2 separate regions of the Mus musculus genome follow, and region 2 is linked to region 1. Evidence: chromatin loops called from intact Hi-C (ENCODE). Cell type or tissue: heart. All regions are shown on one strand. Links, peaks and the distances in the headings refer to the core of each region. The heading gives the core; the rest is flanking DNA.

Region 1 (15,284 bases), core at 2,418-10,417:
GCTTTCTTTCTCCTTTCTCTTCTGCCCAGCCCTTCTGAGACAGACACATTCACCTGAGGGCCTCCCCGTGACATCACACTGGGTTCAACAGTTCTGTCCCCAAATGATGCTTCAATGAGGCTTCCCCCGACACCTCAACACAAACCTCATTTACCAGCCACACAAAATGCCTACCGAGGCCATCCTAACTATGGGTGTCTTTCTATGGCTCCTCCATGGAGCCCCTACTAGAATAACAGACAATAAGTGGAGCCAACACATCCCCCATCAGCTTGAAGAAGCTCCTGACAACATCTAACCTTCCCAAGATTGGATTCTTTGCTCTGTCAGGGAATAATGAGGAGAGCAGGCCATGATAGAGACCAGAGAGAAAACAGTCTCCAATACAAGCCTGACTCTGAAAGAACTCCTGGCCTTTCCTTCCAGCACTTCGGAGGCAAATGAAGTGGATCTCTGTGTGTGCAAGACAAGCCAGAGCTATAGAATGAGACCCTGCCTAAAAGCAGTGAAATAAGCAAAGTAATTAATAACAATAACAACAACAACAATAATACTTTCCCCAAACAAAAACTCTAGTCCCTACTCCACCTGTACAGCACATGGGAGGAGATGAACTGGCGCTCACTGCCAACCCCAGAGCTTCCATCCAGACCCAGTGCTCACCACTCAGGGCTTCCCTCATTTGCAGATGTCGTCGTGGCCCACCCTTGGGACAGCCACAGCCCATCATTTTATACCTGGGATCACTGGCCCACTCCTATGCGTCCTGCTCTATTGGATGAGCTAAGAATGTATAATGTCCAGGCCCAGACATAACTGACTCCTCTGTTCTCTGCTGGCATCTTCACTCAAGTGCACACAGCTAAACACACACACACACAAATGCATATACACCCGCCCCCAAATACATAAACACACTCCCACACACAAATGCATACACTCTCACACACACACAAATATATAAATACACACACATGCACACTCACACACACAAATACATAAACACACTCCCACACACAAATTCATACACTCTCACACACACACAAATATATAAATACACACACATGCACACTCACACACACAAATACATAAACACACTCCCCCACACAAATGCATACACTCTCCCCCACACACAAATACATACACTCTCCTACACACACAAATATATAAATATACACACATGCACACTCACACACACAAATACATAAACACATATATACATGCACACACAAATACATAAACATACACACTTTAAAATAATAAAAATAATTGTAAATTAAAAATATATAATAAATCTTTCTCTAAATTTTTTTAAAAAACCTTCCAGAATATCTGACCCCAGGAGGAAGGAAGTTCCACTTTTCATTTTGTCCCATTTTGCACTGGTCGAACTTTGGGTTTTTTTCACCATACATTCCATATAAAATCATGATTACCCCACTGGTCCAGTGGGCGTTCTCCGTGAGCTGATGCACTGGGCAGGCACTCAGCAGCATTCCCAGGCTTTCTAGCATTTCCTCCTGAACTGCGGAGGTTAAAAAGGTGAGATTATGTTTTCCAGTCTTCTTCTCGATGCCAAGGCCACCAAACCATCTGGTAAGAACTAATTGCTTACACTTTTAATCTCAGCACCTCAGAGGCAGTGGCAGGCAGATCTCTGAGTTCCAAATCAGCTAGGGAGACACAGTGAGACCATGTGTGTGTGTGTGTGTGTGTGTGTGTGTGTGTGAGAGAGAGAGAGAGAGAGAGAGAGAGAGAGAGAGAGAGAGAGAGAGAAAGGCAGACAGACAGACAGACAGACAGATAGACAGACAGACAGAGGAGACTGCAGAATCAAGCTGCAGAGTTACAGTCCGGAAGAATATAGTTACAAAATACAAATGTAGTAAAGAACTGTTACTCAAAAAAAAAAGAACTCTGATTGGCTGGTTGGTTGGTATTTTGAGAGAAGATCTCACTTTTTAGCCAAGCTTGCCTGAAACTCACAGGTTATGGACTTCTTACAGACCTCCTGTCTCCATTTATCAAGTTGTTGAGATAGACTTAAGTCACTAAATCTGGCTTGATAGTTTCTTACAAAACTGAACATAGTCCAACTATAACATCTATCAGCCACACTGGATATGTATCCAACAGAGGTGAAACCTCAAGTCCACATAAAATCCAGCATATGAATTTTATTAAAAAAAAAAACTGGAAGCAACCAGTCACTGGTGGGTCATGCTTGGCCACATAAGAAATTCAAGGCCAGTTTGAGCTATATGAAACCCTATCCCAAAACAAAACAAAACAAAACAAAAACAACAAAAACTCAACGTGAATTATAGACTTTAGTCAGCCTACTAGTTTTAGTCCACTCCAATTAACGAATGGATAAACAATTTTAAGGACAGTTGCCCTGTGGAATATTACTAAGCAATGAAAAAGAGTGCCCCGGGGGGGGGGGGGGGCGGGTAGCTGGAGTAATGGCTAGGTTAGTAATGTGATTATCATGCAAGCGTGAAGGCCTGGGTTAGGATCTCTAGCACCTATGTAAAAAAAAAAAAAAAAAAAAAAAAAGAAAGAAAGAAAAAAGAAAAAAGCCAGACACAGGGGCTGCAGAGATGGCTCAGCAATTAAGAGCACTGGCTGCTCTTGCAGAGGTCTCAGATTAACACCCATGTACGACATTTCCTAGGGATCTAACGCCCTCTCCTGATCTCTGTGAGCATCAGGTATACATGCAGGCAAAAACACACAAATAAATAAGTCTCTTTTTAAAAGAAAGGTGTAGCAGTGCTTGCCTGCTATCCAAGTGCTGGGGAAATGGGGGCAGGCAGACCCCTGAGCTACCAGGCAGCTAGCCTAGGCAAATTAGTGAGCTCTGGCCTGGCTTGGTGAGGGACTTGGTCTGTTTCAAAAAATAGATGGGCAAAGAGAAGTAAGGTAGAAAACAACAGAGGGAGACAGTCAACACTGATCTCTAGCACACACACACACACATGCACACATATACACACACACATGCACACACATACAGTGCACACACACACACGTGCACACATATACACACTCGCATACATACATGCACACACTCAGATACACTCAGTCAAACACACATGCACATACATACGCAAGCACTCAAACAGAGAAAGAGACGGGGGGTTGCGGGGAGAGAGGGGTGGCTCTAAAATCCTTGAAAGGAAGAAGGCAGATGTGAAGGTGTCTGACCACACCTAGCCAACACTGGGAAAAAGGAAGAACTGTAAAGATGATAAAGAGGTCAATAGTCAGCAAGAGCAGAGGGAAAGATGCTACGTAGGGAACAGAGGGATTTTAAGGCAAGTAAACTATTCTATATGACACTATAATGTCTGGTTCATGACATGTGGATCATAGAAAACACAGCATAGTGAGTGAATCCTTGCTAGGCTTAGTGGTCCACTACTAAAATCAAACCACTTGGGAAACTCAAAGAAGAGGTTCATTTCAGTCCAAGAGTTTTCAGGTAGCCTGGGCAACACAGCGAGATCCATACTGGGCAGGGAGGCAGGCTGAGGGATGTAGCTCAGGTGGAAGAATGCTTGCCTAGCAGTTAAGAGGCTTGAGACTTGATCCTCATCACTTATAATCCAGTGTAACATCACCCAAATGAAATCCCAGCATGTGGAAGACACAGACAGAAGAATCAGAAGTTCCAGGGCTCCCTTGGGTACCCCAGACAGAATTATGCAACACCTAGTCTCTAAAAATAAAAAGATAAAAGACTGGACTGTAATGAAAACTATAAACTAATGTTGGTCCATTCATTGTAACAAAATGCATTACATTAATAAGACATTACTAATAGGAAAAGCTGTGTAGGGTCAGGTAGTATAAAGGAACTCCTCTAGCTGCCCAGCAACTTCAGATTTTAAAGCTGTTTTGAAAATAAAATATTCCTAGCCAGGGGTGGTGATACACATCTTTAATATCAGCCCTGAGGAGACAGGGAGAGGCAGATTCCTGTGAGTCTGAGGTCAGCTTGGTCTCCACAGTGAGTTCTGGGCTAGGTGAAGCTACATAGTGAGACTGGTCTCAAAATGAATAAAAACTATTGCTTCCTGAGGAGGAGATCTGTAACAGAAGGCGAATGCAGCGGGGCAGCAGGAGCTGCATAGGGAAAGGTCCAGGACATACTGTAAAATCAGATGACTGGAAGGCCATGGTCCTAATGTAACAGCAGCCCAGGACACTATAGTGCTGTACTGCATGCTCAGCAGCAGATTCTCTGTGGCTTTAGGCTGGTGCAGGGTTCTTACAACTTGTATAATATTTGCTATCACCCAAGTGGGTCAGATTCAGAGGCATTATGACTGAGAGATGACAGGGTCTAGCTCACAAAGGGTCATTTCAGTGCATTTGAAGTGCTTTCCTGCATGCCAGGAATGAGTTGTGCTTATAGCAGCATAATGATTATGCTGAGACGATGCTCTGCGTGGTGCTGAGGATCCAACCCACAGCTTTGTGCATGCTAGGCAAGCACTTGAGCATCTCAGCTGCACAGCCAGCCCATGAAGCCCTTGTTTTCAGAAGAGGGGAAGTGTTAATGCTGAGAAACAAGGTAAGTCTGGTTAACATTTCCACAGATTGCTTTAGGACAGTGTGTGTAGTGACTATTCCTCGTTGTCAACTTAGTCAAGTTGACTACAATCCAGAACTGGAAGGCTCACCAGTGATCCTAATCTGGTGGCAGGGAGATACAAGTTTCTGACCTGGATCTTGGCTTGGAGATCTTGAGGCATAGTAGCTATGAATTCCAGAAGATTAAGACAGGGAGATCTCTGAGCTCAAGGTCATTTGGGATTAAAGGCATGGTGGCGCACACCTTTAATCTGGGCCACACCTTCTGCTGGAGACCTACATAAGGACATTGGAAGGAGAAAGATTTACTCTCTCTTCTCTGCCATCTTGCCTTTCAAATGAGCAACTGCTAGATCCTTGGACTTCCATTCACAGCTGCTGCTGACTGTTGTTGGGAGTTGGACTACAGACTGTAAGTCATCAACAAATTCCCTTACTATATCGAGACTACTCATAAGTTCTGTGACTCTAGAGAACCCTGATTAATACAGTATGCAAGTGTCAATCCACTAAGCAAGTGTGTGGTGCTCTCCTGCACCCAGGCCCACCCAAGCACTGTGCTAGAAATAGACACAGGCGTGCCTGGGAGAGAAGCCAGGGAGCAGAGCCTAGGACTCACTCAGCAGTCTCTTGAGTAAACCAGAAATAGTGTAATATAGTACTTTTGAGTCTAAAGCAGGAAGATTCCTACAAGTTTGAGGCCAATCTGGTCTACATAGTAAGTTCCATATCACCTACGGCTACACAGCGAGAGCCTCTATAAAATGAAAAATAAGTAAATAACACTTGAACAGTCAGGCTCCCGTGGGGAATCTCTAGAACTTAGCATAGCCTGTTCTCCCTGAGGCTCTGATGATTGGGCAGGACCAAGGAGGATGTCCTAATCTGGGATGAAGCCAAGGCCTTTCTACAGGTGAGTTGTTCTTAGGAGCTCAGGACATAGCTCTGGCAGGCTGCACCCGCCCCCCCGCCCCCACTGGTCTCCCTAAAACCCACACAGGCACAGGTTCACCTGACCTGCCAGACTGCTATCAGGTCAGATGTCTCTCCATGGACTCAGACCTTTTGATAATAGTCCTGTGGGACAGTGCTGTCCTCTGTGGGATGAGAGCAGCCCCAAGGTCCGCTGGAGGTTGAATGTCCAGTTTATTGATCTGTATTGCTTTTAGGCTTCAGAGACTGTAACACTGAACAAACATCTTATTGCAGAGAACTAAGTGAGGAAAGATGGGGCCAAAGAAGCACAGGAAGAAGACAAATCAGCAAGGAGAGGCTGTGGCTGACAGTCAGTGCATTCAGAGAAACCTGTGGGAGGGAGATACAGGGGACACGGAGCATCACCATGACTGCAGTGTCTATAAAGGCACAAGATGTCTCCATAAAATGCCACTCAATGGAGCCCAGAGGTGGGACACTCAGCTGGCACGTGCAACACTCTGAGTTTGATCCCCAGCACCATAGACCCCAACAAATTGACACGTGAGCAGAAACCAGAAGGAAGCCAGCCAGGTGATTGCCAGAAGAAAAGAGCATTCCCGCCTGAGGAGACAGAGTAGCAGTATGGCTGGCATGTTTAGAGAGGATCCAGGAGACCAGGTGCTGGGATCAGGGGACAGGCTGGGATCACGAAACTCTCCCTTGCACTTGAGAGGTCAGAGGGTGCAGGGCTGCCTGGCCCACTGTAAGGGCCTCAGCTTCTGCTCTGAGATAGAAACCATGAGAGGGTTTGAGCAGAGCAGTAACTGGATATCTCAGAGGGCTTAGCATAGCCCTCTAGCCTCCCTGTTGAGAACAGTTTGCACTGGGGCAGGACAAAAGGGGGCGCAGCTGGGAGACCATTGGGGTGTCCTAGGTAAAGGACAATAGCAGTCTGGACCCAATGGGAGTGTGAGCAGTAATCTCTTTCAGGTTTATGCTGAAGACTAAGAGAAAATGGAATCAAAGAGGACCCAGATCTTTTGGCCCAGCAACTGAAAGTGTAAAAGTCCCCTGGGCTTAGAATAACAGGAACTTGGGAGGAACCGGCTTGAGGGTTTGGATTACAAACATAGTCACTCCTAAGTGAAGACATCAGAATGGTTATGTAAATCAAGATTGGAGGGAGTTCCAGGCAGAAGATGGAATAGAAATGGTATTTGACGGATCTGATGACCTTGTGAAATGGGAGGAGAAGGGGAAAGAACTAAAGAAAACAGAATCTGGCAGAGCTCCTGGGTTACACTAGAAAACCCTGTCCTGCCTTCAGAGCCCAGTCACTAGGTTCTTATCTCCAGAGTAGGTTGGCTCTCGGACCCAACTCTTCCTCTGAGGGGAAAGGAAAGAACTTGGGAATGCAGAAACACACTGTGGATTCTAGGGGCTCTAATCACAAAATGGGGTAACACAAGGGACTCTATGGGTCTCCCTTCTGCTTTGGGTCTCTCTTCAGCACTCGGTGCTCCCCTTTTCCCTATTCTCTAGCCCCAACCAGGAAGCTAACCATGTGCTTTCTTCCTTTAGCTACACAGATGTCATTGATGTTGTGCAAGCCCTGCAGACTCACTCAGACCCAACTATCAGGTCCTACTTCACCGTTGGTGCCGTCACGGTATGTGTGGAGCCCCTGAGCTGCTACATAGAGCACAGGTAGACACTTAGGACCTGTCTCCAGCCCATGATGTGGTACTGAAGTGAACTGTAGCCAGTTTCCCTCCCTACAGGAATGAGACAGGTGGAACCACAGCAGTCCGTGGTATGTACCCTGTTACTTTTTGACTTGTATAAAGTCCTAACAAGTCTCAGAACAGGCTAAATAGGATTACAGAAAACAGGCTTCATTCGGCTCTGTGAGAACAGAAGCCTTGTGCAATGGATCCTGGGTTCAGTCCCAAGCACTTCCAAAAGGAAAAGGAAATGAGGTGGTGGAGGAAAGCAACTGTAAGGCACCTCAGATCCTCCAGAAGGCTTTCTCCTCGAACAGCTCTGAGAGCCAAGTGCCCTCATACCCCTTCACCAGCACCCAGCATTTCCAAATAATAACCCCAAAGTGAAGAAGGGCTACAGGAAGAGTTGCCGGGTTTTTGTAGCCCTTCAAGGTCCATTGTTCTCCCTGATGCCTACGCAAGTCCCTAGGACCTTTCTGACACTTACTTCAGTCAGAAATACATGAACATATGGAGCCAGGAACAGTGGTGCACACCTTCAATCCCAGCACTTAGGAGGCAGAGGCAGGCAGGTCTTTGTTTGAGGCCAGCCTGGTCTACAGAGTGAGTTATGGTTACATAACTCAGCCAGGGCTACATTGTGAGACCCTGTCTCAAACGAAACAAAACAAAACAAATGAACAAACGAACCTAACTTTGCTCCTTCTGTAGGTTGAACCCTTTCCTCCACTCCCACCACTCTGTCCTGCTCTCTAATAAACCCCTCGCATGAAGGTCGATCCATCTCCCCCTCTTCCTTGAACCCTATTCCTTCTCAAACACCTAACAGAGATATGTGATAAAGGCTGAGTATGGCGGCAAAGGTCTGTAATCCCAGCACTCAGAAGTTAGCTGGGCTCAAATAAACACAATAAAGAAAGTCATAAAAGCAATAAATGAATGTGAGGCACTGGAGATCCTGCTCAGTGCTGAAGATCATGTGCTGCTCTTGAAGAGAACCCGAGCTTGGTTCCCAGAACCCACATCAGAGTAGCTCACAACTATCTGTAACTCTGGCCCCAGGGAAATCTGATACCTCAGGTCTCCTCAGGCCCCCACACTCCTGTGCATATATCACAAACAGACATATAAACCTGCACAGAGTTAAAAATAACAAAAATGAAATCTTTAAACAATAATTAAAAAACTTAAAAAACAATAAATGGGCATTCCAACATGTGTTCAATAGACATAATTTAATAAATACATTATTAAAAGACTGAAGATCAGTATATAATCTACTTAATAAAGAAATAAGACTTAAATTGAGTGAATATAATAATGGAATATAAAAATATAAATATTAGGAATGTGTTTTAATTGGCAGAGCGCCCGTCATTCAGTGTGCATAAAGCCCTGAGTTCGATAGCCAGCACCACATAAAACTGAGCGTAGAAGCACACGCTCCAAGATGTGGAAGCAGGGGGATTAGAAATTCAAGTTCATCCTCTATTGCATATGAACTTCCAGGCCAGCTTTCCATACACAAGATCCTGCCTTTTTTAAATGGCGGGGGGCAGGGGCAGGGGAGGTGATGGTAAGGACAGTTGGATGTCTCTGTGGGTAAAGGCATTTGTCACCAAACTGGATGACATGAGATCAATTCCTGGAATGGTAGAGAAAAGAACATACTGAAGTTGTTCTCTGACCTCCCCAAGGTCTGTATGCTCACTGCCCTATTACACTCACATAAAATAAATAACACATAAATAAAATAAGCAGCAGAAATAGAAAGGTAATAGGAAGTATGAATATTGGTGAACTAATTTCTTTGTTTTTCAGATTGGGAGATCAAAAATTTGAAAGCAAACAAATAAAAATTGCTAATTTTGTTCCTCTTTTAGATATAAGCGGGAAATTCCAGAAAGTAATTTACTGTAGTGATTTACCAATATTCTATTGAAAACCTAAGGAGTGGCACATGGCACAGAGAGCACCGTAAAAGAATTACAGGAACCACGACCACAGACAGCAAGTTACAGCCTGGGCTGCACAGAAGATTCAGCACTCCAATTTAGGGAGAACCTGACTCAAAATAAAAAGCAAGATTTAAATAAAAGGTACTGGCCATACAGTTCGGTGGCAGAATGTTTGCCTAGAATATGCAAGGCTCTCGGGTTAATCCCCAATACTGAAAAAGTACAAATAGTTTTATCAAATAAAATCAAATGATTCCATTACAGATGAAGAGGTGAGGGGACTGGAGAGACTCTTAGAGGGTGATGTGCAGAGCCAAAGCACATGCAAGGATAAGCTAGGTGTGCTGGCACATACCTGTTACCAGTGCTGGAGGTGGAGCCAGCAGGAACCTGGGGCTTGCTAGCCAACCAGTCTAGTGAAATCCATGAGCTTCAGATTCCATGAAAGGCCTTGCCTCAAAAAACAAGGTGGAGAGGAATAGAAGCCAACACCTGACTTGGACCTTTGCACTTTATGGGTGCATGCATGGATGTGCACAGATGCACACATATGTAAACACACCGACACAAACACACAGTCCCAGCTAGCTTTAACTGTCAACTTGAGTTAGCTTAGAGTCACCTGAAGATAGAATCTAGTCTCCACTAAGGCTTTGCCTGAATCAGATGGCCTGTGGCTAGGTCCTTGGGGTTTGTCCTGATTGTTAGGCGGGCAAGTAGTCCTGGATTGTAAAAAGAAAACTTGCTGAGAAGAGCTGCCTTGGAATTTTATGGGGATGACAGTCAATGGAGTTTGTTTTTGGTAGAACAGTCATTTTACTGTTAATCCTACCCACCCATGAGCATGGGAGAGCTCTCCATCTTCTGATAGCTTCCTCAATTTCTGTCTTCAAAGACTTGACGTTCTGGGTGTTGTTTCTCTGAATTCTTTCTCAGTCCATTTGTTTAAAATTTATTTATTTATTTATTTATTTATTTATTTATTTATTTATTTAATGTATATGAGCACACTGTAGCCGTACTGAGGGTTGTGAGCCATCATGTGGTTGCTGGGAATTTGAATTCAGGATCTCTGCTCACTCCAGCTTAAAGATTTATTATTATATCTATGTACACCGTAGCTGTCTTCAGATGCTCCAGAAGAGGGCATCAGATCTCATTACCGATGGTTGTGAGCCACTATGTGGTTGCTGGGATTTGAACTCAGATCTTCAGAAGAACAGTCGGTGTTCTTAACCCTTGAGCCATCTCTCCAGCCCTCTCAGTCCATTTGTATATAAAAGTGTTGCCTGTAGTTTTTTTTTTTTTGAGGTTTCATATCTTATGTATCTCTTCTGCACAGGGTCAATAATAAGAAGTGGACAATACAGTATTTGCTTCATTGTGTGGGGGAAAAAAACCTTTGTTAAATATATGGATGCAGACGACTTGATAAAGATCTTAATTTTGTTTTTGATTTAAAGTAGTGTTTTTCCCCCTCTTTTTTTTTATTTTGAAAATGTATAAAATATCTATCACTACTGATAGGAGGTTAATATTTCAGCGTGTAGTTGTATGCTCTACCCGCCTTTGCTCTGGGAAGTGATCATGATACCAGCCCCCACCTGGCTTCCCTTGAATCCTCAGACAAAAGACACAGACACACAGTTGTTGAATTTCAAATTGCCTTCTTGGCACAATTGCTGGTCACTACTATCTCTCACCTGGAAAATTGTGCCCTTACCAATTTTTTATCTCTGTCTCTCTGCCCTGAACTTCAGTTGCTAAACTCCCCTGACCACCCATCTGTAGGAGCAGCCTGTGTGGCCACTCAGTTTTGATATCTCACATGGTTGCCCAGTTCTCCTCTCTCCAAAGCATGTCAAACTCCTTTCTCCTCCCTTGGTCCCTGCCTGCCACCAGAGACCCTGAAGTCCCACCTGTACCTTCAGTCTAGTAATTGGCTCAAGGCTTTCTTGCTGACAGATCAAGAACCAATTGGGGAACATGACTCTAGCTGTGGGACTGTGATAGGCAGCCTATTTTGGTTGAATGGGGCTTGCTCCGGTGACCCAATAGAGAAATCTACAAGGGACAGAAAGGCGAGCCACATTCCCAACTCCCAGAATCAGGTGCCTGTCCATAATTCCGTGATTATCAATCACGCAGACAATGTCCCAAGCTTCTGGCATTCTGGCTAGACTCCACCCCCACAGTTACCTGACTATAGCCAGGTATGTTCCTCCCCACAGTTACCTGGCAACAGTAAGATAGCCCAGCCCACTATAAGAGAGGCTGCTTGGCCCCTCCTCGCTCTCTTAAGCTCTCACCTTTCTTACTCTCTAGCCCTCCTTCTCTCTCCCTTCCCCCTCTCTCCATGTGGCCATGGCCAGCCTCTCTCTTTCTACCTTCTCTCCTTTCTCCCTGCCTTTCTACAATAAAGCTCTAAAATCATAGGCTGTCTCTGATCATTAAGGCCCTCTGTGCTTGAACGGTGAGATGGGATTGATTGATGGGATGGGCTTTCTCCTAATGAGCCATCTAACTTCCCACCAGAAGGCCATCCTGTGCTACAGCCACGGACCTGACCAAGGACTCTCACCCACATGGGAACCATCCAGCGCCCCCTCTTCCCCTGCCCTCTCCTCCCTTCATCCTCAGGGCCCAGTACCGCCCCAAGGCCCCTATTCTGTTTTCAGCTCCTCGCCTATCCAGCATGGGATGCCCCTTTTACACCACCTGCCATGTGGGGTTAGTGGCTTAACACAGCCAGACACCCACTTAGGGCCATGTGCAAAGCATGCGCAGTCTGCCCGCCCAGAGCACCGGAAATCTGGTGGGACGAGGGTTCTCTCCCACTCCCCTCTTTCCCCCCACACCTAGCATTAGAACTGCCCCCTACATAAAAGACTTACTGATTTTTTAAAAAAGTTTTTTTAATAAGGTATTTATTTCATTTACATTTCCAATGTTATCCCCAAAGTACCCCACCCACTCCCCCACCCATTCACTCCCACTTCTTGGCACTGGCGTTCCCCTGTACTGAGGCATATAAAGTTTGCGCGACCAATGGGCCTCTCTTTCCACTGATGGCCGACTAGGCCATCTTCTGATACATATGCAGCTAGAGACACGAGCTCCGGGAGGTACTGGATAGTTCATATTGTTGGTCCACCTATAGGGTTGCAGATCCCCCCAGCTCCTTGGGTACTTTCTCTAGCTCCTCCATTGGGGGCCCTGTGATCCATCCAATAGCTGACTGTGAACATCCACTTCTGTGTTTGCTAGGCCCCGGCATAGTCTCACAAGGGACAGCTATATCTGGGTCCTTTCAGCAAAATCTTGCTAGTGTATGCAATGGTGTCAGCATTTGGAAGCTGATTATGGGATGGATCCCCAGATATGGCAATCTCTAGATGGTCCGTCCTTTCGTCTCAGCTCCAAACTTTGTCTCTGTAACTCCTTCCATGGGTGTTTTGTTCCCAATTCTAAGAAGGGGCGAAGTGTCCACACTTTGGTCATCGTTCTTGAGTTTCATGTGTTTCGCAAATTGTATCTTATATCTTGGGTATTCTAAGTTTCTGGGCTAATATCCACTTATCAGTGAGTATATATTGTGTGAGTTCTTTTGTGATTGGGATACCTCACTCAGGATGATGCCCTCCAGGTCCATCCATTTGCCTAGGAATTTCATAAATTCATTCTTTTTAATAGCTGAGTAGTACTCCATTGTGTAAATGTACCACATTTTCTGTATCCATTCCTCTGTTGAGGGGCATCTGGGTTCTTTCCAGCTTCTGGTTATTATAAATAAGGCTGCTATGAACATAGTGGAGCATGTGTCCTTCTTACCGGTTGGGATATCTTCTGGATATATGCCCAGGAGAGGTATTGCGGGATCCTCCTGTAGTACTATGTCCAATTTTCTGAGGAACCGCCAGACTGATTTCCAGAGTGATTGTACAAACTTGCAATTCCACCAACAATGGAGGAGTGTTCCTCTTTCTCCACATCCATGCCAGCATCTGCTGTCACCTGAATTTTTGATCTTAGCCATTCTGACTGGTGTGAGGTAGAATCTCAGGGTTGTTTTGATTTGCATTTCCCTGATGATTAAGGATGTTGAACATTTTTTCAGGTATTCCTCAGGTGAGAATTCTTTGTTTAGCTCTGAGCCCCATTATTTAATGGGGTTATCTGATTTTCTGGAGTCCACCTTCTTGAGTTCTTTATATATATTGGATATTAGACCCTATCTGATTTAGGATAGGTAAAGATCCTTTCCCAATCTGTTGGTGGCCTTTTTGTCTTATTGACAGTGTTTTTGCCTTGCAGAAGCTTTGCAATTTTATGAGGTCCCATTTGTCAATTCTCGATCTTACAGCACAAGCCATTGCTGTTCTATTCAGGAATTTTTCCCCTGTGCCCATATGTTCGAGGCTTTTCCCTACTTTCTCCTCTATAAGTTTCAGTGTCTCTGGTTTTATGTGGAGTTCCTTAATCCACTTAGATTTGACCTTAGTACAAGGAGATAGGAATGGATCGATTAGCATTCTTCTACATGATAACCACCAGTTGTGCCAGCACCATTTGTTGAAAATTCTGTCTTTTTTCTACTGGATGGTTTTAGCTCCCTTGTCAAAGATCAAGTGACCACAGGTGTGTGGGTTCATTTCTGGGTCTTCAATTCTATTCCATTGGTCTACTTGTCTGTCGCTATACCAGTACCATGCAGTTTTTATCACAATTGCTCTGTAGTACAGCTTTAGGTCAGGCATGATGATTCCACCAGAGGTTTTTTATCCTTGAGAAGAGTTTTTGCTATCCTAGGTTTTTTGTTATTCCAGATGAATTTGCAGATTGCCCTTTCTAATTCGTTGAAGAATTGAGTTGGAATTTTGATGGGGATTGCATTGAATCTGTAGATTGCTTTTGGCAAGATAGCCATTTTTACTATATTGATCCTGCCAATCCATGAGCATGGGAGATCTGCCCATCTTCTGAGATCTTCTTTAATTTTTTTCTTCAGAGACTTATCATACAGATCTTTCACTTCCTTAGTTAGAGTCACGCCAAGGTATTTTATATTATTTGTGACTATTGAGAAGGGTGTTGTTTCCCTAATTTCTTTCTCAGCCTGTTTATCCTTTGTGTACATAAAGGCCATTGCCTTCTTTGAATTAATTTTATATCCAGCTGCTTCATTGAAGCTGTTTATCAGGTTTAGGAGATCTCTGGTGGAATTTTTAGGGTCACTTATATATACTATCATATCATCTGCAAAAAGTGATATTTTGACTTCTTCCTTTCCAATTTGTATCCCCTTGATCTCCTTTTGTTGTCGAATTGCTCTGGCTAGGACTTCACATACAATGTTGAATAGGTAGGGAGAAAGTGAGCAGCCTTGTCTAGTCCCTGATTTTAGTGTGATTGCTTCCAGCTTCTCACCATTTACTTTGATGTTGGCTATTGGTTTGCTGTAGATTGCTTTTATCATGTTTAGGTATGGGCCTTGAATTCCTGATCTTTTCAAGACTTTTATCATGAATGGGTGTTGGATTTTGTCAAATGCTTTCTCCCCATCTAACGAGATGATCTTGTGGGGTTTTTTTGTTGTTGTTGTTTTGTTTTGTTTTTTTGAGACAGTGTTTCTCTGTGTAGCCCTGGCTGTCCTGGCACTCACTTTGTAGACCAAGCTGGCCTCGAACTCAGAAATCTGCCTGCCTCTGCCTCCCAAGTGCTGGGATTAAAGGCGTGTGCCACGACGCCCAGCTGATCATGTGGTTTTTGTCTTTGAGTTTGTTTATATAGTGGATTACGTTGATGGATTTCTGTATATTAAACCATCCCTGCATCCCTGGAATGAAACCTATTGGTCAGGATAGATGATTGTTTTGATGTGTTCTTGGATTCAGTTAGCGAGAATTTTATTGAGTATTTTTGCATCGATATTCATAAGAGAAATTGGTCTGAAGTTCTCTATCTTTGTTGGGTCTTTCTGTGGTTTAGGTATCAGAGTAATTGTGGCTTCATAGAATGAGTTGGGTAGAGTACCTTCTGCTTCTATTTTGTGGAATAGTTTGTGAAGAACTGGAATTAGATC
Region 2 (15,284 bases), core at 3,170-11,169, 370 kb before region 1:
GGAGTCCAAGGCTAACTTGGGCTACACAGTAATTTGAAGCCAGGTGGGACTACATGAGACTCTGTCTCAAAAAAGCAGAGGGCGACTGCCTCTACCTGGTCTACCAAGTCCAACAAGAACACTCTTCCTCCTTAGCCTCCTACCTACGCAGCTAGCTCAGCTGTCTGCCAAGACAACAGTTTTTGCTGTCCCTGTGGACTGGTAATGGGACCAGCAGGGCACAAGTATGCTGGAGACACCAAGTTGTTTTCTTCTATCAGATATTTGCTTGCTGGGCTGATTCAGAAAGCTCAACTCCAACAAACATATCCCCAGTCAGCACCCCCACTGAGGTACATGTCCTATCCCCCCCACTTCCAGGCACATTGCTGTTACTCTCATCCCCAGGAGAGCACTGAGCATCTCAGCAGCACTGCAGGGAAGTTATAATTTATTCTGGATCTCCAGGACCCTTAGGGATCTTGCTGATTTAGAGGTTCCGTTTGCTGTCCGTGGAGCAGCAAGGCCAGGGCAGGAGTGCTGCTGCTGCCGCTGCTGGAGGAGCTTTAGTGCGTTAAATGAGAAGCTGTGGAGCATGTATGTCTACCCAGCAGGATACAAGGAAGTCGCCGGAGCTTTCCCTGGAACCATTCCACATGCTGTAGATTTCAGAAAGGCAACAGCATGAAGGAAAGCCTACTGTATCTGATCAGATTGTGATGGCATAGAACCAGGAAGTCGAATATATCGCTTACCTTGTGAACACTGGTCAAGACATTTAGGAAAGAGAAATCTAAAGAGAAAAAAAAAAGTATTTCAAAACCATTTATTTCAGTGATCATTATTTCCCACAAAAGCATGAATCTGGGAGAGAGTGTAGGTACCAGGTGGTACTGAGCAATGAGTACCCTGTAAGCATCTAAGATAGTCATACAGGCACTGAAGCTTGTGTTCCATAGAAATTCCTACATGGCACATGGCAGGGAGGATATGGGAGCTCTGAGAGCTCTTCAGATCACAGGGAACAGAGAGAAGCTTCATCTTTGTCACTTCTGGGGGCCAGTGAAGCATATGTCATTGAGTTGCTGAATTACAACCTCGGTCCAAGCTGGTCTTTTAGAAAAATATATTGTTGGGGCTGGAGAGATGGCTTAGCGGATAAGGAGACACTGGTTGCTCTTCCAGAGGACCCAGGTTTGATTCCCAGCACCCACATGGCAGCTCACAGGCATATGTTAACTCTAGTTCCAGGGGATCCAACACCCTCTTCTGGCTTCAACAGGCACTGCATGCATGTGGTACACATACTTAAATGTAGGCAAAACACCCATAAACATAAAATAAAAGTAAATCTTTAAAAAAAAGAAAAAGATACCTTCTTGAGTAACAGGAAATGTGAAGGGAAATGATAAGGGTTAAGCCATGGGACTCTACTAGGACCAAGGGTCCAAGGTTCCATGCCTCTGTTCTGTAAATTTACTTAGTGCTTTGTGTGTCAGTGTGCACATACATGCACATGTGCCTTTCCCTGCTGAGTCATCCTGCCAGCCCTACTGTGCACCATCTTGCTGGCCCTACTGTGCTTCTCTACTTTTTCTTTTTTGTTGTCATCACTGCTGTTCCTGTTTTTGAGGGTCTCACTGTGTAGTCCTGGCTATCTTAGAGCTCACTCTGTAGACTAGGCTGGCCCTGAATTCATAGAGAGCCTCCTGTCTCTGTGTCCTAGGCGCTAGGACTACAGGCATGTGCTACCAGGGCTGGTCTTGTCATGCTTTTCTGCATTCCTTTATGTGCAAGCTATGACCTCAGTTCCTCTTTAACCTTTTCCCCAACAAAGTGTTGGAACAATCAAATTCAGGGCACTCTGCTTTCTGGTAAAGTACTCTGTAACTGAACTATAGCCTCAGGCCAATCCTCCTCTCAAGTCTAAAAAAGAACAGAAGCAGGAAGAAGACTGACTGGACAGAGGTGGGGAGGGTGAGGATCCAAGTGAGAGTTCAAACCAGGCCTGGTGGCACATGCCTGGAACAGGAAGTACTTAGGAAGCTGGGGCAGGGGCTCTTCCCTTTCAAATCAAGACTGAGGCCAGTAGGGCTTCCAGAGCCCATTTCCAAAACACTGATACAGACGAAAACCAAACAAGATGGAGCTGATCTTTATCTCTTCAGTATGCAGAAGGAAAAAAAAAATCACACTCCCAAAATACAGACCTGGAACGGTGGCGCAAACCTTTAATCCCAGCACTCAGGTGGCAGAGGCAGGTGGATCTCTGCCTAACCTACAACCTAGGCTACACAGTAGAACCCTGCCTCAATAATTAATTAATTAATTAATTAAACTAAAATAAGAAACAAATTAAAATTCTAATGTTATAATATTCCTCTTAGAGAGGGGACCTACCACTGATGAGAACAGCTGCCTTGTATCAAGTCCCACTAAGGATGGGCACCACACAAGCAGGTAGGCCTGGCTTTGTTGTTATCCACTGGCCGATGAAAAGAGTAGACTCTGACTTATCTGACTATACATTAGCAGATGAGAAGCTTAGGCTGAGGTCAGGAAAGGAGACTGAGCATCCTGCCCCAGGCCTTCCACACACTGGGCCTGAGGCCAGGTCTAGGCTGTCTGGGTCCACAGAGCTCTAACGCTCCCACGTCAGCTAGTGTGAGGCTCAGGAGTATATGCAATAGCTGCTTACATACCATATGAACCAAATTTGGTGAGTCCTATTTTAGGCTGTGACTCTCTCATGGTTTATTCCTTAAGATTCTAGGAGGAACTCCTGTGTGCTAAAAGCAGGTCCAAAAGACCAGGAACAAAGAAAGACAGCTAGCTACACCAGAGGCTCTGACTTCATTGTGGGGTGTTAGAAGTGTCTATGTCCTTAAGTGCCTGTGATTTTGGAGTTCAATCACTTAGGCCCTTTATGAGATCTGTCTCCTTTCTCATAGCAGCCCCTGGCAATTCACCAAGATTTTCCACATGGCATCATATCCTGTCACAAGGCTGAACATGAAGCCTCTGACATGGGAAGGGGCCAGTAGGGGTCAGTAAATTGCTGATGGAAAAGCTGGAGGAGATAAGTATGTAGATCACATGGACTTAACATGCTGTCTTAGTTACTTTCTATTCCTGTGATAATCCAAGGCATCTCATAAAAGGAAGTGTTTGGCACATGGTTTGGCTAGAGGAGGAGGAAAGGCATGGTGGCCGGAACAGCTGAGAGCTCACATGTTGATCCAAAAGCAGGAGGCAGGGGGTCGAGAGAGCACTCATAGCAGTCTTTTGGAACCTCAAAGTCAGTGACACACCCCCTCCAGCAAAGCCACACCTCCTAATCCTTCCCAAATAGTTCCATCAACTGGGGACCAGGCATACAAAAAGATGTGTCTATGGGTGGCATTCTAATTCAATCCACCACATATGCATGCATGATTTCTTAAAAAATGGAATGAAATTTCTCATATCTTATTCTTGTCCTTCCAATTAATATGGTGGCTTTCTTTTATTTTTTCCTTCAGTTTTTTTGAGACAGAGTTCTTTGTGTAGCTCTGGCTGTTCTGGAACTAGCTCTGTAGACCAGGCTGGCCTCAAACTCACAGAGACCTGCCTGCCTCTGTCTCTCAAGTGCTGGGATTAAAGGTGTGGGCCACTGTGTCAGTGGCTTCCTTCTTCATCCAACCAGAAGACACTGATGTTTCTTTTTTTTGTTGTTGTTTGAGAAAGGGTTTCTTGTCCCTAGACTGGCTTCTGTATTTAAGTAACTACATACTTATCCCCATTCATGTCTTATTAAACTATGTCTGTGGTACACTCATATGCAGACACACTCATTTATTGTCTGCTTGTTTGTTTTGCGCTTTTGAGCCAGGATCTCACACTCTGGTGGAGCCCAGGTTGGCCCTGAGCACCTACTTAGTCAGTATTTCTTTCTTTGAGACAGAGTCTCATTATAGCCTAAGTTGGCTTCTAACTAGTGATCCTCCCATCTCTGCCTCCTGAGTTCTGGGATTATAGACCTTTAACCACCCCATTTAGCTTTTCTCACATTATGTATTTTCCTCCCTCCCTCCCTCATTCGCTTCCTCCTTCCCTCTTTCTGTCCCTTCTTTCCTTATTTGCATTGCTTGGGACTGAACCCAAGATCCATTACACACACTTGGCAAAATCCACTTCCATAGATCCTTCATGAATACTAACTATGCACTAAGCACTGAAAAGACATGGCTCCTGTTCTCATGGGGATGAATAAAGCCTGTCTTCCATAATCTCATTCAATATGTGGTTCCACAAGCCAAACATGCGAAAAGACCTGTCTCATTCCGGAAGGGAGGGAAACTTGCTACAGTTTACTTCAGTACCACATCATGGGATGGAGACGATCCTAAGTGTCTACCTGTGCTCCATGTAGCAGCTCAAGGGCTCCACACACACCGTGACGGCACCAATGGTGAAGTAGGACCTGACGTTTGGGTCTGGGTGAGTCTGCAGGGCTTGCACAACATCAATGACGTCTGTGTAGCTAAGGAAGAAAGCACACACACACAGTTAGCTTCCTAGTTGGGGCTACAGAATAGGGAAGAGGGGAGCACCGAGCGCTGAGTGAGGGCTGAAGAGAGACCCAAAGCAGAAGGGAGACTCATAGAGTCCCTTGTGTTACCCCATTTTGTGGTTAGAGCCCTAGAATCCACAGTGTGTTTCTGCATTCCCAAGTTCTTTCCGTTCCCCTCAGAGGAAGAGTTGGGTCCGAGAGCCAACCTACTCTGGAGATAAGAACCTAGTGACTGGGCTCTGAAGGCAGGACAGGGTTTTCTAGTGTAACCCAGGAGCTCTGCCAGATTCTGTTTTCTTTAGTTCTTTCCCCTTCTCCTCCCATTTCACAAGGTCATCAGATCCGTCAAATACCATTTCTATTCCATCTTCTGCCTGGAACTCCCTCCAATCTTGATTTACAGAACCAGTTTGATGTCTTCACTTAGGAGTGAATATGTTTGTAATCCAAACCCTCAAGCCGGTTCCTCCCAAGTTCCTGTTATTCTAAGCCCAGGGGACTTTTACACTTTCAGATGCTGGGCCAAAAGATCTGGGTCCTCTTTGATTCCATTTTCTCTTAGTCTTCAGCATAAACCTGAAAGAGATTACTGCTCACACTCCCACTGGGTCCAGACTGCTACTGTCCTTTACCTAGGACACCCCAATGGTCTCCCAGCTGCGCCCCCTTTTGTCCTGCCCCAGTGCAAACTGTTCTCAACAGGGAGGCTAGAGGGCTATGCTAAGCCCTCTGAGCGATCCAGTTACTGCTCTGCTCAAACCCTCTTGTGGTTTCCATCTCAGAGCAGAAGCTGAGGCCCTTACAGTGGGCCAGGCAGCCCTGCACCCTCTGACCTCTCAAGTGCAAGGGAGAGTTTCGTGATCCCAGCCTGTCCCCTGGTCTCAGCACCTGGCCTTCTGGATTCTCTCTGAATATGCCAGCCATACTTCTACTCTGTCCCCTCGGGTGGGAATGCTCTTTTCTTCTGGCAAACACCTGGCTGGCTTCCTTCTGGTTTCTGGTCACGTGTCAATTTGTTGGGGGTCTATGGTGCTGGGGATCAAACTCAGAGTGTTGCACGTGCCAGCTGAGTGCCCCACCTCTGGGCTCCATTGAGTGGCATTTTTATGGAGACGTTTTGTGCCTTTATAGACACTGCAGTCATGGTGATGCTCCGTGTACCCTGTATCTCCCTCCCACAGGTTTCTCTGAATGCACTGACTGTCAGCCACAGCCTCTCCTTGCTGATTTGTCTTCTTCCTGTGCTTCTTTGGCCCCATCATTCCTCATTTAGTTCTCTGCAATAAGGTGTTTGTTCAGTGTTACAGTCTCTGAAGCCTAAAGCAATACAGATCAATAAACTGGACATTCAACCTCCAGCGGACCTTGGGGCTGCTCTCATCCCACAGAGGACAGCACTGTCCCACAGGACTATTATCAAAAGGTCTGAGTCCATGGAGAGACATCAGACCTGAGGGCAGTCTGGCAGGTCAGGTGAACCTGTGCCTGTGTGGGTCTTAGGAAGACCAGTGGGGGCGGGGGAGCGGGCGCAGCCTGCCAGAGCTATGTCCTGAGCTCCTAGGAACAACTCACCTGTAGAAAGGCCTTGGCTTCATTCCAGATTAGGACATCCTCCTCGGTCCTGCCCAATCATCAGAGCCTCAGGGAGAACAGGCTGTGCTAAATTCTAGAGTTTCCCCACGGGATCCTGGCTGTTCAAGTGTTATTTACTTATTTTTCATTTTATAGAGGCTCTGCTATGTAGCCCAATGGTGGCTTGGAACTTGCTATCTAGAACATGCTGGCCTTGAACTTGTGGAATCCTGCTTCAGCCTCCAAAGTGTAAGGATTACCAGCCCGTGTCAGTATGCCTGGCTTGCACTATGGTTGGCTTGCTCAAGAAAGCTGAGTGATGGGCTGGTGAGATGGCTCAGTGGCTCACCCGACTGCTCTTCCGAAGGTCCAGAGTTCAAATCCCAGCAACCACATGGTGGCTCACAACCATCTGTAACGAGATCTGACGCCCTCTTCTGGAGTGTCTGAAGACAGCTACAGTGTACTTACATGTAATAAATAAATAAAAATTAAAAAAAAAAAGAAAGCTGAGTGAGTCCTAGCAGGCTCCTGCTCCCTGGCTTCTGTCCTTGGACCTATGTGCACCAATATCCAATGCAGTGCTTGTATGGGCCTGAGTGCAGGACCCCAGACACTGCTTCCATTGATGTGTGTATACCATGTGCATGGTATAAGTTCAGGGAACCTGAGACAGCAACACATTTGAAAATAAAGGATTTCTGAAGGGAAAGGACTTCAGTGAGTTCAAGGCCAGCATAGGTTAGGAAATGCGTGCCTGGTCAGCTAAGGCTATGGAACAAGGCCAGTCTGTTTTTGTTTGTTTCGTCTTAGATGTATTTATTTTATGCCAAGATGGTTAAACTTCCAAAAAAGAAGATCCCTTTTATAACCACGTCTATTTCACTATCGCCTACCATATCCCTAAAAGCTTGGCAACTATACATCTGACTCTTCAAAGTACAAGAGCACTCTAGGAGCTGGGGCGTGGCTGCTAGAATACAAGCAACATGTCAATTCCCTGCAGTAAACTGGGCCTAGTGACCCATACCTACAGTCCCTGCATTTGGGATGTAGATCACAGATTCAAAGTTATCCTCCGCTACATTTGAGGTTGGCTCTCAAGAAATGAGGCCCTGTCTCAAAAATGAAACAGAAACAAATTAAAACCCTTTACTTTCATTTTTGAAACAGTTGCCACAGCCTCTGAGATGGTAGGAAGCTGAGTGGAAGCAGCCACTCTGGAAAGCAAAGAAAGCCCCATCCTATATCATAAAGTTTTCTCCAAAGATCAAAGCAGCACTCGTGATGGGGGAGGGGGAGGGGGAGGGGGAGGGGGAGGGGCTGGAGAGCGAGCTCAGCCATCGGGAGCACTTGCTGTTGTTCTTCCAGAGGTTCTGAGTGTGAGACTCAGAGCTCACCCGGGTAGCTCAGCCTCTTGTAACTCTAGCTCCAGAGGATCTAATGCCCTCCCTGGCCTCATGAACAACAGCATACACATGACGTATATAGATATTTACACATAAAAAACCCAAAAACCAGACTGGAGAGACAGCTCTGAGGTTAAGAGCACTTGCTGCTCTTACAAAAGACTCAGCTTCAGTCCTGACACCTACATGGTGGCTCACAATGAATAGTCTCTAACTCCAGTTCTAGGGCAGTCTGATGCCTCTTCTGGTCCCCATTTGGACATTGCACGCACATGTTATACATACATACACAGAAGCAAAACACTCATACACATTAAAAAAAATCCTCAAAAAAAAATCAGAGATATACTGATAAAAAAAGAAGCAGGGGGCTGGAGTGATGGCTCAGTGGTTAAGAGCACTGACGGCTCTTCCAGAGGTCCAGAGTTCAATTCCCAGCAACCACATGGTGGCTCACAACCATCTGTAAAGGGATCTGATGCCCTCTTCTGGTGTGTCTAAAGACAGCTACAGTGTACTTATGTATAATAAATAAATAAATAAATAAATAAATCTTTAAACAACAACAAAACAAACAAAAGCTGGACTTGAGAAACAAGCCAAGTGTTATGTTGAATCTGCAATCCTAGCATTCTGTAGACTGAAGCAGGAGGACAACAGGTTTGAGGGAGAAAATTCTTGATGTGAGGAACCCCTGCCATCTTCCTTAACCAACAACCTCAATAATGCCTAGTGTCAAGGAGTCTTACAGGCTATGAAGCAGGTAACTATATGTTATCTTTTGAATTAAAAAAAAAAATGGGTCGAATCTGTACATGCCTTAGTAAAGAGCTACAGCACTTAGCTGCTAATCTCATATAGTCCAGCCTGGCCTTGAACTCATTATATAGCCAAAGGTTGACCTTCCTGATTCTACCTCCCAAGTCCTGGATTTGTAAGTGTGTACCATCATGGCTGCACATAGCTGTTACCCTGACGGAGCCCATTAGGGTATCCACTGATGCCCTACATATCCTGTGGTGTGACTAGGTGAATCCTGGGTCTAAAAGCAGACCAGAAGCAGGCACATGTCCAACATTTTTACAAACATGAAGAGCCAGATAAGGAATCAATAATATTCTCTGAAATAAGATAATGGAAGCGACTTTATCCGTGTATACTGACAAGCTGGCAATTCATTCCCAGGTCCCCAGTCCCAGTGACTCTCAATTCAGGCAAGGGCAGGAAGTAGGATGCTGGATTGACCATTCCTCTGACTGGTACAAGCAACAGAAAACAAGCCAATTCCCCCTCTGTTGATCACATGGTCTAAAGGGCTGGCAGAAGGACGCTGCATGTGGGGTCAGGCTGCAACAAGGTCCCTGAGTACAGGAAAGCCCCGAGGATGCACATTCACACCTGCCTCCCTTCTCACGAACACCGAGCTAGCTCCTTCCTGGTCCCATCATTACAACCAGGAGCCCAAACAGAACTTTGGATCTGGGCCTAGTCTTTACTGGAAACAACCAGCCTGCTGCAAACACCAATTATTGTGAGAATAGCACAAAGCTTCTTTACAACCATAACACTAGAAACAAGCCCAGCCCTGTTCTGTTCTCCTGAATCCGGGTGATAAAGGCCCTGTAAGGCACTCCTCCACAGAAGGGTGGTAAACAGGAGTTCTCTGGGGCAGCAGTAGATACTCTGCCAAATCGGCTCAGTGGTGAAGCATTTGCTGTGCAAGCATGGGGGATGAAGGCTGGGTCCCCACACCCAGGCTAGAAAAAGAAAAAAAGACACGGCTGTGCTCGCCGGTACCCCCATTGCTGTGAGAGACAGACAGGAGGCTGTCAGCCTAGCTCCACTTTCAGTGAAAGACCCTGACTCAAAGGAGTAAGTCAGACATATTGCACGGACATAAGATGAGAAGTCATTCTATATCCTCTTCTGGCTCCATGGGTGACCACACAGGGATACACATATATACACATCCATCTATAGAGCACACACACACACACACACACACACACACACACACACACACAGAGACACACAGAGAGACAGAGACAGAGACAGGAGATACACATTTACTCTGATAAGAACGGTACTTACTAGGAACTTAGGACCTAAGTTAGAAAGCAGAAACTCCCTGCTCAACAATACCCTGCACATTTTCACTGTGGGTCTCATGAAAGTCTTCTGGGGTAGTTACTGGCAAACGGGTATGGTGTTTACAGACTATGCAGGTGCTAGGTCTACAATTCCAGAAGAGGGAGGAGTAGAACTGATGAGGCTTTGGTGTCTAGATGGCAAGGCTAAACAGTACTATCACTCTAAGATTACTAGAGAACCTTTACCAGACCCCCTAATTCCTCACCTCTTGGTGATACTACAATATGGAAGCTAACATAGAAACATGTAGCTATCAGTTACCCTTAGCCACAATATGGCAACAGCATCCTGGTCTTTCTGAGGAATGTCCATAGCATTAGGGCACACAGAAAGTAACAACAATGACGAAGTCCCCATCCTCACTTCTGTTCCCAGGTCTCCAACACTCACCCTTGTAGTACCACCAGCAGCCTGGTCTTCTTGCGGATGTAAGCTGACTGGCGGGCAGAACGGTTCTGTTGGGCCTCCAGGGCACTGGAAAGGTATTTTTGGAAGTGGGCAGCATGGAAACATTCAGAGCTGTCCATGATTTGCCGGTATACCATCCATCTGGAAGCAGCAAAGGTAATCTAAGCATAAGGCTACATATGGCCCGGTCCTGAGAAGCCCTGTCACAGATGTAAATGTAACCCGTAGTCTCAAAGACATGCTGCCAATGACTATGGAGAGAGCTACTGTGGGACCACAGAAAAACAGAGAGGGAAGGCAAGAATTCAGACTGCTTTAGAGTTATTCTAAAATAACCAGGAATGGTGGCATGTGCCAATAATGCCAGCATTCAGAAGCTGAGTCAGCAGAGGACTGTCAGTCAATCTGAGGTCACTCTGGTTATCATCTCAGAGACACAGAGGCAAGGCTGGGAACAGGGAGCAGGAGAGGGAAAAGAGGGAGAAGAATGGAGGGGGAGGGAAGAGAAGGAAAAGGAGAGAGGGAGGGAGGGAGGGAGGTAGGTAGGGAGGGAGGGAGGATAAGAGACGCATACACAAATTGGATGTTTGGAAGATACAAGCAGAAAGATCAAGAATCCAAGGTCACCTTCAGCCACAGCTACAGCAAGTTCAAGGCTATCCCAAAGTAATAAAATTCTATCCCCCAAATAAAAAGAAAGCTTTCAGGACAAAACCCTAGGTGTGAGGATCTGGTTAACCTGTAAACACAGTCTACTAAATGAAGAGATAGTGGATGCCAGCTGTGTCAATAGCGTCATACTAAATGCCAGTAGAAGTCTAATGTTTCCCATCACCAGGGCAGGCCCAGGACAGGCTCTCTTTCCCCAAAGCAAATGTAGACCCCATTACTAACCTGCCATACTCCTTATGCAGAGTGATCAGGAAAGCACAGAGCTTGCTGGCATGACAGCCTGGGAGACCAGTTACAATGCTGATGACAACCTACAGGAAAGAAAGCCATGTGGGTTTCTAACTCAGCTGGGGACAAAGAAACCCAGGCCCAGAGCAAGGCTTTGTGGGTGTGAGCTTCAGCACCACTGCTCGGAGTTCAGAGCGAATGGCAAAGTCTGAGGTCCCCGGTAGTTTTCTCTCAGCTTGACAGGAGCGAGGGTCAAATGGGTAGCGGTGTCTCAATTGAAAAAATGTCTCCATCAGATTGGCGGGTAGGCAAATCTATGGGACATTTTCTTAACTGCAAATTGATAGAAGGCCCAGCTACTGGGGAGGTGCCAATTCTGGGCAGGTGGTCCTGGGTTCTATAAGAAAGCAGGCTGAGCAAGCCATGAGGAACAAGCCATTAAGCAGCACCCCTCCATGGCCTCTGTATCACTCTTGCCTTCAGGTTCCTGCTCTGACTTCCCTCAGTGGAGTGGGACCTGAGAGCTGAAAGCTGATTATTTTTGGTCCTGGTGTTTTATCACAGCACTAGAGACCAAGCTAAGACACCTACTGACCTTCCAGGGTAAGTGTGAGGATTTGTAACATTTATTTATGTAAAAAATAACCAAGTTTTCCCACAGCATCTGTCCCTGTTCCACTTCAGATCTAGAGCGTTTGGAGAGCCTAACTTGCTCCTGGTAAGGAAGACATGCGGGGAGACTGTTTTGTAACACATTTCTTAGAGAACAGAAAGGCAGTCTGGGAACAAACTGTCCCAGCGCTGTTGGTGTGGGGTGAGCAGGGGAGTTATGCTCAGGTGTTCCTGGGGGCTGCCTGTGCTGAGTCAGGCCTCCCCTGCATGATAAGCTCTCACAGCCTTTGCTAGAGGAAGAGAGGCGCGTTCCACCAGCACAGCATGCCAGCAGCTTTCCCTCAGGTAGATATTCTAAGGCCAGCTGCAGAATTTACTGAGCAAGGACGAGTAGCTGAGGACAAGAATCCTGCACTCCCAGGAGAACGGTTATTACAACAACAAAGCCCGGGGGAGGCCTGTCTCCTGGATGTTTTTCTTTCTCTTTTCAAAAAGTTTTGGGCTGGAGAGATGGCTCAGCAGTTAAGAACCTGACTATTCTTCCAGAGGTCCTGAGTTCAATTCCCAGCAACTATATGGTCGCTCACAACTACCAGTAAAGAGATAATGAGATCTGACGCCCTCTTCTGGTGTGTCTGAAGACAGCTACAATATACTTATATATTGAGCTTTAAATAAAAGTACCTGGCTGGGTGACTCTTAAGAAGCCTACACCCAGGGCTAGAGAAATGGGCCAGTGGTTCAGAGCACTGGCTGTTCTTCCAGAACAACTGGGTTTGATTCCTGGCACCCGCATCAGAGCCCACGTGAGTTATAACTCCAGTCACAGAGGTTTCTGGTTTCCAAGGGCACTGCACACACACATGGTGCTCGAATATCCAGGGAGGGGACACACTTATGGAAGGGCTCCCCCGTGCCCTGGTGACTGACACAGGCCTGCAGAGTATCCACTGTAAATCAGCACACACTTGGTCAACTCCTCACCTTGTCACTCTCTACTTCGTGAGCAGGGCTCATCTCAGGTTGCTGCAGCAGGCCCACAAGATGGGCTCGCATCACAGGCTCCTGACCAATGCTGCCGATGGCAAAATGCTGGAGAAACCTAGAAAAACAGAGACAACTGACACATCACTGTCACTAGCCTTGCTTGACATGTCCACTCACATTAGTAAAGTCTTGCCTAAGTGCTAAAACGTAACCCTTAGAGAGTTACTCTTTCTGTGATATGTAAGTGTATGTGGCAGGTGACTACCCTCTCCAGGCTTCTGTAAGAAGCTGGAATAAAAGCTCAGAAAGGATCAACACTGAGGTTGATCCAACTACATTTCAAAAGCACAAACAGTAAACATCTAGAGCCAGATGCATACAACTCACCGGTCCAGCTCAGGAAGTTTGCCTGAGAGCAGTTTTGGGGAGCTCCAGTCCTGGGCAGGAGGGCTCAGCGCACTGAAGAGCTTCTGTGCATTGGAGTGCCTAGATCAGCAAGGGCTGAGGTTAGCACTGCACCTCCCGCAGCAAACGCTCTGTACACAGCTGGTTCTGAGGCCTCCAAGCCAGAGTCGTACTGTACTGACTTAAAGCCTGGTGCCAGTGCAACTGGCCTGCCCGACTCAAGGCTGGCCTTGGTTGTTTTGTTTGTTTTTGACAAGGTCTTAGGTTTTAATTCTGAGTTATAGTGGTTTGAAAGAGATGTCGCCTAAAAGTCTTGGGCATCTGAATACTAAGTCCCCATTTGGTGGCTGTTGGGGAGAATAATGAAAGTGGTCTTGCTCGAGGAGGTGTGTCATCGCCCTCTCTGCTTCGTGTCTGTACTTTAAAGTGTGAGCTCTGAGCTGGTGTTCTAGCCACCTGCTGCCCAACTCCACCACTGGGGACGCTTATCCCTCTAGAATTGTAATCCCAAATAAATCTTTCCTTCTGTAAACTGACTTGGTCATGGTGTTATCACAGCATCAGAAACCTCGAAAAGACATCACTGGATTTCCTCCTCCCCCTCTACTCTTTTCCAGGGTCTCAAGTACCCTAGGCTAGCCTCCAACTGGTTACATAGCTGAGTATGATGTACCCTAGGCTAGCCTCCAACTGGTTACATAGCTGAGTATGACCTTGAGCTTCTGATCTTCCCGCCTCTACCTCTCAAGTACTGGGATGACAGGAATGTGCCACTATGCCACTTATGCATGCTAGGCAGGTGCTTTCCCAACTGAGCCACATCCTCAGCTTGGACTTCATCTGCCTGTCGCTCTGTTTCCTCAGCACACCTACCACCTCGCAGCAGTGACATGACTATAGGCCCTTTCAGAAGCCAGGACCCCTCTGTTACATAATGTTGAGTCACCCTGCAGAGAAAGCACACCCACAAAGCTTAGGGAATTCAGCACAAACACTGGGGACAGCCACTTACAATCTCTTTTGTTCCGCAGATAATCCATCCTCCTGGATCACTTTTAAAGAAAGCCCTGAGTTATCCTGCTGTTGCCAGGGAGAGAAGACCTAAACAAAACAGAATTTAAACAAAGAACACTTTAAAGCAATAACAGGATATGGAATCCACATGGGATCTGATGACTGCTGAAAATTGACACTGTCTGTGCAGAGAAAAAATCATCACAAACAAGTTTGCTTCAAAATGACACCGGAAAGCAATTCTGTTTAGTGTTTTTCAGATCCAGAAATGCCTCTCTGGGTTCCTGTCCTCAGAGACTATGACCTTCCACAAGTAGGAAGCCTGGAAGCGGTGTCAGGAACACTGCAGGCTGCACGAGCATGCTCCTCTCTAGTGACAGGACCAGAAGGCAGTGGTGCCTGAGGGACAGAGGACGCCTGAAGGATGCTTTAAAGGCTACGTCTAGTTTCCCAGGTGGACTGCATGCACAAGCAGGTGGCAGGCAGGACTGCCCAGCAGGAAGGGAGAGACACAGCCTGAGAGAAGTCTTCAGACGACAGTCCTTGTTCCTTTGTATTCTATGACTCTCCTGAAGAAGGGACGCTGCTCATGAGCTGACCCACATCCTTCAAGAAGTTCTACCAGTCAGGATCCTAGCCACTGTTCTGGCTTTGACTACGGTGTTGTCTCACCATTTAAAAAACAAATGGATTATCAAAACACCTGCAACACCTCCATTCCCACATCTTCAACATTGTTTTTAACCTTATTTTGTTGTTATTTATGCTTTTAGAGAGTGTCTCACATAACCCAGGCTGGCCTTGAACTCCATATCTATCTAAAGCTAGCCTTGAACTCTTGATCCTCCGGCCTTGGCTTCCTAGGATTAGAGGCTTGCACTACCACACCTGGCTTCAACTATCACTTTAATGACATCACCATTCTAATTAAAAAAACCAAACCCAAACATGTACAGTTATTTGCACAGGTGTTCTGCCTGTATGTTTGGTACCACATGTGTGTACTGCCCTCAGAGGCCAGAAAAGGCATTGGATCTCCTGGACTAGAGTAATGTAGATGGTTGTGAGCCACAGTGCGGGTGATGGAACTCAAACCACAGTCTCAAACCACAGTCCTTTGCAAGAGTGGCCAGTGATCTTCCTCACCGAGTCACCTCTTCAGGCTCTGTACCATTTTTAGGGACAGGGTCTTACCATGTGGCTTTAGATGGCCTAAAATTCACTATGGAGACCAGGCTGGCCTCAAACTCACAAGAGATCCATCTGCCTCTGCCTCCCAACTGCTGGGGTTAAAG

The links. A loop is a pair of places that touch in the nucleus more often than their neighbours do. Peaks named below come from ENCODE experiments on the same cell type or tissue, not always from the same donor. Only the 100,000 strongest peaks of a DNase experiment are listed, where the experiment ranks them.
Region 2: it touches region 1 in a loop (25-fold over the local background); 5 of 42 quality-filtered maps call a loop at or near these places.

The regions. Positions count from the first base shown.
Region 1 is chr2:131,099,045-131,114,328 of GRCm38, forward strand. It overlaps Gm30378 (a long non-coding RNA gene), which reads left to right and starts at 4,386. Exons shown (of 3, transcript XR_374981.4): 1 at 4,386-4,582; 2 at 7,102-7,189; 3 at 9,128-9,351. In heart, for the core only: a CTCF peak has its summit at 6,418 (motif pointing right); a DNase peak (open chromatin) is centred at 5,177.
Region 2 is chr2:130,726,414-130,741,697 of GRCm38, forward strand. It overlaps 4930402H24Rik (RIKEN cDNA 4930402H24 gene), which reads right to left. Exons shown (of 37, transcript NM_029432.2): 23 at 13,988-14,076; 24 at 12,958-13,056; 25 at 12,568-12,685; 26 at 10,966-11,054; 27 at 10,054-10,212; 28 at 4,376-4,501; 29 at 735-772. Among named protein-coding and RNA genes, the nearest start is that of Slc4a11, 37 kb to the left of the region's middle. In heart, for the core only: no CTCF peak of the experiment used is centred there; no DNase peak of the experiment used is centred there.